Linked DNA regions of Homo sapiens: region 2 is linked to region 1. Evidence: chromatin loops called from intact Hi-C (ENCODE). Cell type or tissue: endothelial cell of umbilical vein. All regions are shown on one strand.

What was found. Hi-C counts contacts between places; a loop is a spot of excess contacts. Peaks named below come from ENCODE experiments on the same cell type or tissue, not always from the same donor. Only the 100,000 strongest peaks of a DNase experiment are listed, where the experiment ranks them.
Region 2: a loop joins it to region 1, with 4 times the contacts of the local background. A loop is called at or near these places in 6 of 110 quality-filtered maps.

Annotation. Positions count from the first base shown.
Region 1 is chr14:54,324,493-54,332,492 of GRCh38, forward strand. No RefSeq gene overlaps it. Among named protein-coding and RNA genes, the nearest start is that of CDKN3, 69 kb to the right of the region's middle. In endothelial cell of umbilical vein, a CTCF peak has its summit at 4,816; DNase peaks (open chromatin) are centred at 4,799, 6,579 and 7,159; H3K27ac peaks cover 1,840 bases.
Region 2 is chr14:53,655,695-53,663,694 of GRCh38, forward strand. All of the region lies in intron 2 of LOC105370504 (a long non-coding RNA gene), which reads left to right. Among named protein-coding and RNA genes, the nearest start is that of LINC02331, 190 kb to the right of the region's middle. In endothelial cell of umbilical vein, no CTCF peak of the experiment used is centred here; a DNase peak (open chromatin) is centred at 3,137; H3K27ac peaks cover 570 bases.

The DNA of each region.
Region 1 (8,000 bases):
CAGGAGGTGAAGGTTGCAGTGATCCGAGACCATGCCACTGTACTCCAGCCTGGGCAACAGAGTGAGACTCCATCTCAAAACAAAAAAAAAAAGACTAAAACGATGGTGCTGCTTGGGTGATGGGTGCACCAGGTTCTTACAAATTTCTGCTAAAGAACTTATTCATGTAACTAAATACCACCTGTGCCCCAATAACTTATGGAAAAATAAAATTTAAAAAGAAAAGAAATCAGCCAAATGTGCACCTGAATTTCATGGGCCCACAGTCAGGGCTGCTACATACAGTTAAGCAGGCTGAGCACTGCTCAGCTCCAGACAGCACTGTATGCAGAGGCTACGACGCGAAGAGTGCCCCCAATTTTGTGCAACACAGTGGCCCTGCTCTTGGTAAAAAGATAACTAAGGAATGTGGGCAAGGACAAATAATCACAAATTTAAATCCCCCAAATGTAAACAACAGAAAGCTGTAAGGTTATTTTTATAATATAAAATTCAAATCCCTGAAATAAGTGTAAATGAGTTTCTGGAGTGACGAAAGAGAGTTGATGTAATCCTAAAAGGTGGGACCATTTCTGGTAAAGTAAAGCAGAATAAAAAGACAATGGTTTTCTGAGGAAGAAAGAGAAGACAATGTGACATGATAGCAGCAATGCAGAGCCTAAAACAAAATCATAGTAATGAAGAAGTTGGAGATCTCTTCAGGAGGAATTCTAGGGGCATCTAGAGTATTTGATGAGGCTGCTGGAACCTAGCTTTATTTCCGCTCCTTCGTTGTTTCATCTATCACTGTCGTCCAACTCCATTCATGCCTTCAATGAATACATGTTTGAATTCCCCAAGTGAGGGCCTATGGAGAACCTAAATATGAGTAAGACAAGATCCCTGTCTTCAGGAGGTCAAAGTCTAATGGGGCAGTTAAGGCAAGTATATATGAAGGTATGGGGCAGCACGGGACCATTGCCTTACATGGTACAAAGTGCCACTGGCATCCTAAGGAAAGAGAGGTCGCTTCCAACAAGGGTAAGGAGGGAAGTCTTCAGAGAAGAAGTGGCGCTTGAAACTGATCTTAAAAAACTGTTAGGATGTCAGCCGGTGGAGGTGATGGAGAACACATTTCAAGCAATCAGTACCACATGAATAAAGGCACAGATGTCACAAAGCACGTTCAAGGACAGTTTGCTTAGAATAAAAGAACACAAGGGGGGAACTTCATGCAATTTAACACTGGAAAGTTAGGCTGAAGAATACTGTTAAAGACCTTGGATGACAAACTAGAGAGTCCAAACATTCTGAGTCCATAGGAAGAAAGTCATTGTTATTATTCATATTATATTCAACTGAGCAGAGAATGAGGTAATCAGAGCTGAGCTTTAAAAGAGGCTTTATCTGGCAGCAGAGTCCTTATCCATCGGGGACAGTGGAGACTAGTAGCCATGGGACAAAATAGCAGGTGGGAGGCAGCATGGGGCTGAACTGCTGCCATGGCAGTGGGAATGGAAAGTTTGGGTTGGATGCCAACACAGCTAGGTAACCTTCTGGATGTGGCAAGCAAAAAGGAGAAGAGAAAAGAACAAGCTGAGGTCTTAAGTCTGACAGAAGAGAAATGTGGTTACTAACTGGAGTGAGCAGAAGAGACATGATTTTCACTTTCACACATTAAATTTGAGATCTGGTGGACTATCCAGGTGGAGACACTCATCTGGAAGCTGGGATTGTGCTGGAACTGGTATGAGAGGTTGGATTGGAGGAGATGGGTTTTGGGGTCCTGCAGTCCTAAGGTCAAGCCCTGGCTCTACCTCTAGCACATTCTATTTAAGTTATTTGGGGCAAGTTAGTAACCTTGTTAAGTCTCAGTTATCTCATCTACAAAATGGGGATAAGAAAAGTATTAATACCCCCAGCATTGTTGTGAATATTAAATGAAAGAATGGATGTCAGCACAGTGCCTAGAGCACACTATGCCTTCAATAAACAATGCCTATTGTTATTTTTTCTATCAGTCATTCCCTTCATTTCAGTGACTAATCAGTTCTTAATACTGTACCACAGCTGCCCTCCTGCCCTTGTGCCACTTGGGGTCTTTGTGGGGGCTGGGCATGTAGCCCTCCTGCCTTCCTCTGTCCTCTGAAATCTGGGCTACCCTGGGTCTTGTCTGATTCACCCAGCTCATGAGCCCCTAACTCTTCCCTCTGACATGGTCAAGGTTTGATAAATGCCATGTTCCTCAAATGTGCCTTCTGCCACAGATCCTAACCCTGAATTCCCAATCCAGTGCTGCCCACATCCTGCTGTGAAGATCATTTTCTAATCTGAGGTCAAAATGAGGGGAAATGGGCCCATATCTCAGCCAAAAGGGTTTGACTTCAAGTCTTAGACAATGTATTTCTTCACTATAAAAGTTGTAAAACATTGGGATAAAGTTTCGGTTTTACTATCCCCACCTTCGTGCTCCCCATAGCACTTTGTCCATCTCTTTATGACAGAATTTATCACATTATGTTAGAGTTGGTTGTTGATGTGACTGCCTCCCCTGCCGAGCCATGGGCTCCTCCGGGGCAGGGACCAAACCTTATTCATCTTTGTTTCCCGAGCCTGCCATAGGTGTTCAATAAATACTGAAAGAGAGTTAGCAACAGCTTACATCTGTGTAGTTCCTTATGTTTTGCAAAGGCCGCTGAGGGAGATGGTGGAATCTGGCTCTAGAATGCTAAGCTATAATTTTTCTCTTGTTCAACGCACCTTGAGTAAGTGTAGCCATCAAAATAGGAAGAAATAACAGGACCACATGCCAGTTTTAAAAAGCAGCAGTTCCCATACTTCTGGGTTTCAATAATCCGTTTTTTAAAATAAGCTTTAAAAGCTTATTTTGAGGGTAGCAACATGGCGTTCCCAACTACTTATTTTGCCAAATAGATACATTTAAAAAAAAAAATCAACTGCTTCTCTCTTCATTTCACAAAAGGAAGAAGATTTTAAGCCTCCACTCTCCAGAAAAGGATCGACGTAAACATAAACCCAGAATAAACCTTAGCTTTAGGAGAAGCTAGGGCACTGGTCTGTTTTTTCCTCATCTCACCAAGGACAGTGGCCTGGTCCTGGCGTCCTGGCCCATGCTGGGACATCCACAGGTCAAAGCAGTTTATCAGACTGAAGTATTCCTGGGAATCCGAAATTGCTCTGTTACAGTTTTTTACTGTGGTAAAATATACAACATAAAATGTACTAGTCTAACCAATTCTAAATAAAATTTAGTGACACTTAAGTACATTCAAATTGTTTTGCAACCATCATTACCACCTGTCTCCAGAACTTTCTCATCTACCCCAGATGAAACTCTATCCATAAACACCAACTCCCATACCCTATCCCTCAGCCCTGGGAAACTATCATCCTACTTTCTGTTTCCGTGATTTTGGCTACCCCTAGGTACCTTCTATAAGTAGAATCATACAATATTTGTCTTTTTGTGACTGGCTTATTTCGCTTAGCATGAAATTTTCAAAGATCATCTATGTTGTAACTTGTCAGGATTGCCTTCCTTTTTAAGACTAAATTATATTCACGTGTGTGTGTGTGTGCACATGTATACACCACAGTTTGCTTATCCATCCATTGATGAACATGTGAGTTGTTTCCACCTGTTGGCTACGGTGCTCCATTAGAACTTTTATTTTTTTCCCATGACAACCATCTCAGATGTGTAACATAAGCAGATTCTGAATCATCTTGCTAGTGTCTTACAACTGAGCCCAGGTCTGGAATCGCCATGCCTGGCATCTGCTTCTGCCTTCCCTTGGCACGTGCTCCACATGTGACAATCTCAAGGTACTTCACATTTAAACACACTGGTGGAGGAATAAAGTCATCGCAAGGCTCATAGTAACATAGGCATGCAGTGCTCAAAAGAACTTTTTGCTACAACAGTCTGTATTCTGCTTATAGTGTGAGCTAACGTGTTGGGTGGCCCCACCTTTGTACATCACTATCGGCAAAGTACAATAGGAAATAACCAACAAAAAAATTTCTAGACCCAATTCTAATAAGCATTGGATAAAATATTCATTTGATGCAGATTTCAATGCACTTCAATGCTAATCACACCTTCTAGTGCAGAAGACACCTTCCCATCATTAACTGATGCCTCATTCAGATTGACATTGGAAAAACTGATTTCCAGCAAAACTTGGCTTTCATATGAAGCCTGAAATTTCTAAACTAGTAAACAAAGCCCTGAAGTTATTCATCTTTTTCTCATAACTTACTTGCGTGTACAGAAATTTTCTGAACTAGCATCATTGAAGTTAAATCCTTTAATTTAATACAAATTAAACTTAGGGTTCAGCCTCAGATTTGTGCTTCTAGTCTTAGCCAGTGATTTGGGATTTAGCAAAATGATATCATCCACTCTATTTGATGAATATTATTATTTTGAATAGTACTGGTTTTGTAAGCATAAGAAATGTATATCTAAACTTAATGTGCATATATAGTATAATAATAAAAAGGATGTTAGTCAATAGCAGAATGCACAAAGACAATGTTGTCCCTTTAAAAGACGTCCATGCATTTCTCAAGTTGGAGAGGCACTGGTCTCAAGCTCTATCCCTGGAATGCTTCCCCTCATGTAAGAAGCAGTGGGGCAGGTCAAACTAATTAAGTGTTCCTAAAAGCAGAGCTCACCAAATACCGTAGCTGCAGAATAACAACACCAAGAGTCAGCCAGCAGCTTAGAGTGGTGCACCAAGGGGAATGACCCCGGCAGACACCAAATTAAAAGCTCCTATTTCACGTCCTCTAAGTAGCTCTTTCCTTTCAAGCTGCGACCTCTACCGCAGCCATGGAGAATGACATCTTTTCCCTACTCCAGTGGGTAAGCACTCTGTCCTCCAGCTTCTGGGCCAAATTGCAACCAAACAATCTATCAGGCACTCCCATGGGATAGTCAGACATTTGCCCTTCGATCTATAACACAATTTGACCTTTTTTATGCGGAGGTAAACACCACGTGTCACCTCTGAAAACTCAGCCTTGGAATCAAGCACATCTGGAATCAGCCTATAAATGTAGTCCTGAGATTAATGTTGAACAAGAAGGAAGGCTAAGGGTATTCCGCTTCTGATTTCCACTTACTGACAATTCTCACTTAGCAGCAATGTTCGCCTTCCACATGCGGACACCTGAACACTACCCCCCTGTCAAGAACACCACGCTTACACTGGCTGAAAACAAGCTTCAGAACACCTTGGAATACAGTTTAGCTTCCTTTGAATCCCCAGCATGTGCTTTTGCATATCTCTGTCCTCCAAGGGCAGAATCAGAAGTGATGAAGCAAGAGTTCAAAAATGTTCAGCTGCATAGTATTCCCAACGAGGCTCACTCACACAGTTACCTGCACAGCATCCCCAAGGAGGCTCACTCACACGGTTACCTGCACAGCATCCCCAAGGAGGCTCACTCTCACCGTTACCTGCACAGCATCCCCAGCGAGGCTCACTCTCACGGTTACCTGGGGTACATTTTTAAACTCTGTTTTCACTGCTTATCATTATGACCACAAGTTCCAGTGTTTCAGGGTAGGAATTGGTACCATAAATTGAAATCTTAGAAACTCACAAATGCACAGAAAATGTTCAAAGTTGCCATCTTCTCCAGAAAGGTTATACTTCCAAGAAACCAAAAATAGAAAGAGAAGCATGAAAGTGTCTTGTCTTGAGCCTAATTGAAGTAAGTCTACATTTGGAGGAAAAGTAAGTAACGCCATATAAAATCCTCATTGCACAAAAATGATCTCCCTGTTAATATATGGAAATGAGCCTCGCAGATCCAGAGTTCAAAACACAGATTGTCGGCCTAGTGCAGTGGCTCACGCCTGTAATCCCAGCACTTTGGAAGGCCAAGGTGGGTGGATCTTTTGAGCCCAGGAGTTCGAGAACATGGTAAAACCCTGTCTCTACAGAAAATTTTAAAAATTAGTCAGATGTGGTGGTGCCTGTGCTCCCAGCTACTTGGGAGGCTGAGGTGGGAGGATTACTTGAGCCCAGGAGGTCAAGGCTGCAGTGAGCCATGATCACACCATTGCACTCCAGCCTGGGTCACAGAGTGAGACCCTGTCTCAAAAAAAAAAAAAACAAAAAACAAAAAACACACACACACACATCATCTCTAACCCTAGTTATACAACTAACATGTTGCTCAATGGCACTGACTACAGAAGATGCCCTGTTGAGAAGGAGGAAGACTACTTCCCAGTAAGATTGTTTCACATTAAATGTAACGTATTTCATGTCATATGTAAGCACAATTTGGGGGGGTTCCACATTTGCACAAACTGCATTATTTAAATAGTGCCTCTTAGCATCAGCTCATCAGCTCCTGCAGTGTGTGCCAGAATTTAGCAGCACAATGTGATTGTATCACAAACATCCTGGCCCTCCTCACTTTACCTCTGAAACCACTTTTGGTGACTGACCTGCTTTCTTGGAGGCCTTATCAGCCTCTTCTCCCCTTCCGATTGTAGATCTGATCTCCTGCCTGACATTCCTGTGTTTAGACTGTCTGGCCAACGGCACTTCCCTTCGCTGTTTAACAAATAGGTTTCCGCAGCCTGTGGAATTTTTTGTTTGTTTGTTTGTTTTCCACACAAGGCTGAGTGTACCACTTTCTGGGAAGTTTCTAGTTATTTCAGGGAATTCCTAGTTTTGTCAGGGAGTTAAGCTTCCCGTTTTTCTAGGTGAGTGTCCCAAAGTTAACATGTGAGATCAGCTGAATCACAAAAACAATTCTGGCCTTCAAGAAAATTTTGTTTGCCTTTATGTTTGATAAGAGTGAACAGGAAAGAAAATAAAATTCCTCCAAATCCATGCCATTTCTCATGTTCTTGCCCCAACTTCAATCCATCCAAAGTAATGCCAATTCATCACCATTAGGTGTTCCTAATGTACTCTTTTCACTAAAAAAGATTAGAACTTCACTCCTACTTTGGTACCTGTAACTAAGTATAACATAGTAATCCATCTTCCTATTGTAATGTTTTTCTATTTTATTCTTTTCCTTTGGGCTTTCCTCTTACACATAGAATTTAAACACACGAACACATATTCCCGTGCACCTCCGAAATCCAACTTCACTTTATCATCTTCTTCCAAGAAATGGAACACTGTATCCCATAAACAGGACGGGTAAGGGCATATCAGAGCCAACCTTTTCTTTGGCTGCCTTTCAAAAAGTTGTTTAAAACAAGATATGCTCTTGAACTGGAAAAAGGCATTACACAGGATAACCTTAGAAAGCAGCCACTTGCTTTGCCCAACTAATATCACCACACAACCCCATAACTTTGTGTGGAGTGTTGTCTTCAATTACAGGCCAGAAGCACACCAGCAAACGGCTAAATTAAGATGAAATTAATTTCAATGTGAGAAGACCATATTGAAATGTCATGCTGAATATGACTATGGGGAAACACTTGACAAGCGTCTGATCATTATGAAAAGAATAATGCAAAACTCTTAATTCTATAAGATGCATGATTCCAGCTATTGTCAGTTATCTCACCAACTGATTTCCAACAGCAGTATCTACCCTGGGCTTTGCTGGGTTTAATCAATGAATTTTCCAGAGTCACCCACACCATCCCTTCATTCCCCCAGAATAATGACCATATTTTGTGAAATAAATATGGTCATTTCTTTCACAAATTTCAATTTTGATGCAATTGAAACATGTTTTTGTTTCTAGGCAGGGCTAACTAGAACCTTAGCCACTAACACCGTAACACCAGATTTACCTAGCTAAACCAACCAAATCAGATGCCATCCCCTCAACAAGCAAATGCAACAGCCTTTATATTAACAACCTGTTGAAACAGACATGTAAGCAAGCCCAGATGCAAGTCAATAAGCAAAAATATAGACCAGGACTCAATAGAGTTGGTCCACAGATACATAATATCTAATAAAAAGTGACAGCACTTATTAGACAAAAAGAACACATACTTCATT
Region 2 (8,000 bases), 670 kb before region 1:
TGGAATGGAACTTGTGTGCAATAAAAATAAAACATACATGGACTTCTCCAAGCTTACTACTGAAGTTTGAATAAAAACTATTTGTCCCTTTAATAGCTGAACAATTTATGCAGGGGATCCTGTCTTTTTTTTTCTTCCTACTGTGGATGTGGGTGTCTTCTACACTGAGGAGGAGGGAAAGTGAGTCTACTTCTATGTTGAAAAAAAGCTCACTGCCAGGGCAGGCTTTTCCCTTCTTCTCAGGAAAGAAATGAAGACTTAACTAAAATATATTGTTAAATATTTTAAAGCTACAGAAAGGCATAGGAATTATGTAATGAACACCCAAGTACACAGTATCCAGCTAATGAGATCAATCAATGCAATATGGTGGAAAACCCTATGCACATCCCCATTGTATTTCCTTCTAACACATACCCCCATCCTTCCTTTGCCTTCCAGAGGCAAGTCTTTAAGTTTTGTCATACATTAAGGCATCTCTAAACAAACAAACAAATAAAAATAGTGTCCTTTACAGTTTTTAGACAATGTAAATAGAATCTTGCTGTATATATGTATTCTTTTGCAACTTGCTCGTTCTGTGTTTTAGTTTTATCCATGTGGATAACATTTTATCGTGAGTTTTATCACACATGCTGCTCGATTACATAATTTCCACTATATGTTGGATAGGAATAGCACAATTTATCTCTTCCCAGAAGTCCTTCTTTCCTCCTGAACAGACAAAGAAATACTTGGAGTATTAATGGGACCCTCAGATGGCAGAATTCATAGCAAATACAATATCCACACCTAAGAGAGATTCTCACAAAGAGAACATGTCAAGAAAATGCATGCTAGATGGTGCTTTTGTAGTTCTACTTTCCGCCTTTAGTTATATTGTATCTTCTTTTGCATGTATTCTGAGGTATATTTCTTTAGTCAGGTGAATTTACTCTTCCTACACATCACATTGAGTGTTTTAAATACTGAAATAAAAAACTGAGACCTGTTGTAACCTAATGTTCTTCATGGACCAAAATTGTCTAGTATGTGAGGGCATGTCTGGGTGCTTGTCTTAGTGTGTCTTTAGCCTCAGAGGAAGCAGGACTAGGTGGGGAGGGTTTGACGAGGCCAGGAGAAGCTTGCCTTGTGAAGTGGCAGGATCCAGGAAATTTCAGAAAGGCTGCTATTGACAGGGCTGGGGTGTCTTTTCTCCTTCGATCTTAGATCTCTTACTCAATGGCAGAATGCAAGAGCCTAGCAAGGTTCCATAATGGCGAGGCTACCTCCTGGTTTTAAGGAATGAATTAACAAGTGCATTGGGCAAGGTCATGGGTTGCTGACTCCTAGGCCTGGTTTCTATTTTCTAGACCTTCTGTCTTCTGCTACTTCTACAACTGTTAGTCATTTTCTTATCTCTTCTGCTGCGACCTCAGTAAGCCTACAGATTTTGATCTACCGAAAAGTGTTTATTAAATCCTGCTGAGTCTTCTTTTGAAATGCCCCTTATCAACATCCCATCCCTTCCACATCACTCCCCAGCCCCTCAGTCATCACTTCACACCGGGATGGCTGGCATGGGCTCATAGCTGACTAGGTGAGGCATCCCCCTCCTGCCTAAGTCATCCTACATGCCAAAGTTATTCTTCTTCCTCAGACACTCTTATTCCACAGATCACTGGTCTCCAAACCATCAAAGATTCCCATTTTCTCAAATATCAAATCTAAGCTTCTGTTCTGAATTTTCCAGACCCATAATTTTGTCCATCCTGCTGATTCTTACTTCCTGTTATTTCTTTGCTACCCAACTTCAGCTCTAGTTTGCCTAATCTCTCTCAGATCCATCAATATGCCATTCCAATGCCTCTCTCTGATGATACTGCTTTCCACTCCTGGAATACTTACCTTCAAACCATTCTTTCATTCATTTGTAACATATATATTAAGGGCCTTGTATGTGCTAAATCCTAGGCTTCTAAGATCAAGATTTTTTTTACCTCAACTTTTTTTTTTTACTACCTCATCTCTATTAATCTCTTTCTTTTTATTAGTCTTAACCACTTTAAACATATAATGTAAAAAAAATGTAAAAGTTGGACACAGTTCATTAAGGTAAAAGCAAATGTGAAGTGTGGTCCTTTCTCTTTAAATAGCAACTTCTTAAGCAGCAAAAGGGATGAAGAGAATTTCAACCTCTAGAGAAGTGTATATGGAAGGCAAGCTGTGAGAATTAAATGAAATGGAATGTGATTAACAAAGCAATGCTTTAGAACAAAATTCCTATAATCTTATTTTGTTTAGTCTTCTTTCAAATGTATTTTTTCTTCATCTCTTTTGTGAGAGGATAACTCTTTAAGGGCAAAGGCTAAGTTTTCTTCTTTGAATTACCCCAGTTTTTAAACAGTGCTAAATAAACACTTGAGCCTTGACCAACTTTCTATTGTTTCTAACATATATATATATATATATATATAATCCCTTGCCTATATTTCTGGGAACAATGCTGATGGAAGGAATAGTTTAGGATGCAACCACCTTCCCATCCTTATCCTCGGTTATATCTCCTAGAGAAATGGAAGCCTTTAGATAGGCAAGAGAATGCAACAATGCAATGAAAGCAGGTAAAGCCTAGGCACCCACCTACTTTCCTAGTGAGTCTACCCTTATAGATCAGTAAAGGCATATTGTGGCATTTCCCCAGAAATATTCATCCCGATGTGTACATTTTTGATGTGCTCTCTTGTCTACATGTGTCTCCATTGTTCTAGTCATTCCTCCAGCCAGACATATCATGAAATTTTTACAATTCTCCTAACCACAAATCTTGGTGAGACCGCTGTAGAGGAATCTAACCTGGTTCTGGGTTGGAGCTAAATTTTAGTCCAAGTCACCCTGCTACTTGTTCCAACTACTGTTTATAGCAGTGGCATGCAGATTGTGTTTTTGCTTATCTCAATAATTTTACTCCCTCTGATGAAAGTTCTTTCTAACAAAATCATAATTTGGGTTGTTTTTGGATTTCATCAGGGTTGTTCTCTATTGTGAGTTACTATTTTAGTGTTTTCTGTTTCTCTCCTACAGAACTGTCTGCTAGGACTTTTAAATTTAGAACATCGGGTCTGAACAAACAATGAAGCATGACCTTTCAGAAAAGCTGATTAAAATGTTTTTTACTTGAAGGGAAGCAAGCCATAAATGCTAAGGAAGTGAGTGATTTATGATGTAAATTTTTAATTGAAAACTAATAATAAACAGGAAGTCCAGGGATGCTGCAACAGTGTGGCTACAAGCAACCCAAGTAATTCTTCACAGTGTAATGTAAGAATTTAACTTAATCACGGGTCCAAATAAATGAAAAAAAGGAAAAGACTCTTCATGAATGTTTCTGATAACTTGAAGGTGGTAGTTCTTTTTTACTTTGGAAAAACACTGATATCTCTATAACCATTTGGAAATTGGAATGGAGCGGGGAGGGGTGAAACCATGCTAATTGATGAAGACATAGATTTTCCGTAAAATATCTTGGCTTAATAAAGAGGCAGAATCTGTTTTTCTTTTATATCTACCCGACTCTCTCATATTATTTCAATTTATATTTGGCCTAGGAGGACGTTATTGTAATGTTCATTTTATGGGTAAGAAAATTGGAACACAGTGGTACAATAACTCAAATTTAAAACATCAGCTGGGGAACTGGTAGTAACAATTGTTATTCCAGCACCAAACTTGTGCTCATTTTAGAAAACTAGAACATACCCTGAGAAATAGGAAGATGGCCTCATTGGGATGCATTTCTATGATCTGGACTAGTTCTTTCTCAGGACTACCACACCTGCAGCCTCAGGGTATTAGTGCACCCTCTTCCTGAGAAGTCCTGGCCAATAACTGAGCATGTAACAGGACCTGGTCATTTCTACCCAGTGCAGAACTCCTCTGTGGGCAGTGTTTGCATTGGAGCTCCCCACTAGGCTGACTAGGCCTTTCAGAGCTCTAGCACAACCTGGGCCTCTTCCTACCGATTACTCCTTCCCTTCCCATGTTCATCTGGGGAGATCAGAACAGACTAAAGGCTTTTCTTGGCTGCTCCTCTTGGCACTCCCCTTATCATTCATGATCTTACCACTCCCAAATCTCTTGGCACTCTTAACTCCATCGTGGTGTGTGCTTCTCCAAGAACCTGAACTGATACAAATAGCCTATCTACAACATTGCTAGTTGGCAGAGGCATGTTTATATTAACTACTCTAATATCATTTCTATATAGTTAGAGGGTAGAACTAAGACCTTATACTGCCATCCTGATCAAACATGTAGACACTACCAATTTCCTTTTATTCCCTTCTTAAGTCTCCATGTGGGTGAGACTGTGATCTAATACAGTGGAACAAAACATTTTTTCATTTCATGGCCCAATAAAATAAACAAGCAAAATATTAAGGAATTGATATAGTTTCCAGGTTTTTTTTAACCAGATAAAGGTATTAAAAACCATCTACATATACTATCACAATTGTTTCATAAAGATAGTACTTTTTAACAAAAAAGATGAAGAACACAATCTGAGAATCAAAAATTTTTTGAATTTAATTTTTTTAGAGAAGTTTCAGGTTCACAACAAAATTGAGAGGAAAGTAAAGAGAATTCCCATATGCCTCCTTCCCCCACATTTGCATAGACACACCCATTAATAACATTCCCAGTCAGAATGGTACATTTGTTATAATCAATGAACTTACAATGATATACCATTGTTACCCATAGTGCATAGTTTACACTAGAGTTCACTCTTGGTTTGGTACATTCTGCGAATTTAGGTAAACTTATAGTGACATATATCTACCATTATAGTATCATACAGAGTATTTTAACTGCCCTAAAAATTCTCTATATTCCACTTATTCATCCCTTCCTCCAATCCAACTCCTGATGACCATTGATCTTTTTACTATCTCCACAGTTTTGCCTTTTCCAAAATGTCATATAGGTGAAATCATACAGTATGCACCCTTTCCAGGTTGGTTTTTTTTCACTTAGATTACTAAATGCATTTAAGTTTCATGTATGCATTTTTTGTGACTTGATAGTGCATTTCTTTTTAGCTCTAAATAATAGTCCATTGTACAGATGTACCACAGCTTATTTATCCATTCACATATTGAAGGGCATCTTTTTCCATTTCAAGATTTGTCAGTTATGAATAAAGCTGTTTTAAACATCCATGTGTAGACTTTTGTGTAGACATAAGTTTTCAACTCTTTTGAATAGATACCAAGGAATGTGATTGCTGGACTGTATGATAAGAGTATGTCTAGTTTTGTAAGAAACCACTAAACTGTCTTCCAAAGTGGCTGTACCATTTTGCATCCCCACCAGCAATGAATGAGAGTTCCTGTTGTTCCATATCTTTGCCAGCATTTGGTGTTGTCAGCGTACTATACTTTGGTCATTCTAATAGATGTGTAGCAGTGTCTCATTATTGTTTTAATTTGCATTTCCCTGATGATTTATGATGTGGAGCATCTTTTCTTATGTTTATTTTCCATCTGTATTTCTTCTTTAGTGAGGTATCTGTTATGGCCTTTTGCCCATTTTCTAAATTGGGGCTTTTTTGTTTAATTGTTGAGTTTTAAGAATTTTTAAAAAATATTTTAGATAACAGTCCTTTATCAGATATGTCTTTTGCAAATATTTTCTTCCAGTCTATGCCTTGCCTTTTCAACCTCTTGACAGTGTATTTTGCAGAGCAGAAATTTTTCATTTCAATGGAGTATAAGTTATTAATTCCTTCTTTCAAGGATTGTACCTTTAGTGACATATCTAAACGATCATTTTTCTCACAGTAGGATAGTTGGGAAAACTACACTAAGTTATTAAAAGTAAATTTGTACAAAAATAACAACACCGTAAAGAGGCTAGGGCATTGGCTTCCTCCCATAAAGAACTAACTGTCACAGAAATTGCTCTCCCAGTGATATAGATGTATAGGTCAATGTAACAGAATAGGGAGTTCAGAAATAAATGGACACAAAAATAGTCAACTGATTTTTAATAAAAGTGCCAAAATAATTCAATGGATATAATATTTTCAACAAATGGGACTAAAATAACTAGATATTTATATGGAAAATATGAACTTAAAAACCTTATATCATATATATAAAAGCCAGTCAACTGTCAATGCATTATAGAGGTAAGTGTAAGAGATAAAACTATAAAACTTCTAAAAGAAAATAAAAGAGAAAATCTTTGTAACCTTTTGTTTGTAAAAAACTATTTAGGACATAAAATGCATGAACCAAAAAATAAGAAATTATAAATTGGACTTTAGAATTCAAAATTTGCTCTCCAAAGAACATTGTTAAGAAAATAAAAAGGGAAGCCATATAGTGAAAGAAAATATTTTCAGAATATATATTTGATAAAGGATTTGTATACAAAATACATAAAAATCTCATTGCTTAATAATAATAACATAACCCAATCAAAAAATGACAGAAAGAGTTTTTAAAAAAACACTTCACAATGAAGACATATGAATGCAAAAAGTACATATTCACTGTCACTGGTTATCAGGGAATTTCCAATTCAAACTACAGTAAGATTCCACTACACATCCAATAGAATGGTTAAAATTAAAATATTGACAATACCAAGTTCTGACATTGCTGTGGAGCAACTGGAACTCTCATATCTTGCTAGTGAGTATGTAAAATGTTACAGCCACTTTGTAAAACAGTTTGACAGTTTCTCATACAGTTAAATATAGACTTACCATATGACCTTGCAATTATACTGCTGAGTATTTACTCAAGAGGAATGAAAACATACATTCCTGCAAAGGTATATATGTGAATGGTCATAGCAGCTTTTTCATAGTAGCCCTAAACGGAAAAGTATTTAATGTCCACCAATAGGTAAATGAATAAACAAACTGTGGTATGTCCCTGCAATGGAATACTACTTAGCAATAAAAAGGAATGAACTACTGATACATGCAACAACACAGGTGAATTTCAAAAGCATTATTCGGAGTCTAAGAAGACTTAGACAAAACAATACATACTATATTATCCCATTTATATGAAATTCTATAAAAGATAAAACTATAGTGACAGAAAGTTGATCGGTGGTTGCCTTGGCTCAAGGATAAGGAGAGGGTATTAATTGCAAAGGGGCAAAAGCAGACAGAACTTTTTAGTGTGAAAGAAATATTCTACATCTTGATTGCAGTGGTGGTTACATGACTGGTTATCAATATTCTGAAAGTTTAAATTAAAATTTGTGAATTTTAGTATATGTAAATTATACCTTGAAAGAACTGATATTTTAAAAGGCCTACTTTAAAAATTCTAATTCAGAAAATTACAACATAAAATTTTGTTCTCTGTTACATATGTGTGAAATTGTGTTCTAGGCTCTATGTTTGTCAATGAACCTTGTGGTAGAGCTTGATGTCTGTCTTGGTGCACAACTTTGTTTTCTTATCACGATGTTGTCTTACCTCTTTTTTGTTGGTGTTTAAATCAAAAGTCAAATTTCACATAAAACTTGGAAGCCAATTCAATGTCATTTTATATTAAATATTCAGGTTTTGTTCTAAGAACTGTGTGGGGCACACAAACTTCCTCCACTTTTTTCCTCCAGGGCCTGAAAACCCTGAGATGGGGGTGTAGATCAGGAACACAGACAGTGAGAAATTCAGGGAGAGGGTAAAAGGGGACTTCTGTCTCTCCCTTAGTGACTTCTCATACCTGGAATATTGGGATGAGGCTGCTCAACAGAAAGTGATCGGGGTGATTCACATAAGCAAAAATTTTTAAGGGCAGGATTAACATTTGGGAATCACTTATCTATGGTATTCGGGTAACCGTTCTAAGCACAAAGCATTGTTAAGTACACAGGATTTAGACACAGGCCATCCTGGATTTGAATCTTGGTTCTGCTAATTCTTACCTGTGTACCATTTGGAAAGTCATTAAACCTCTCACATCCTCCATTTGTGCATCTCTAAAATGGGG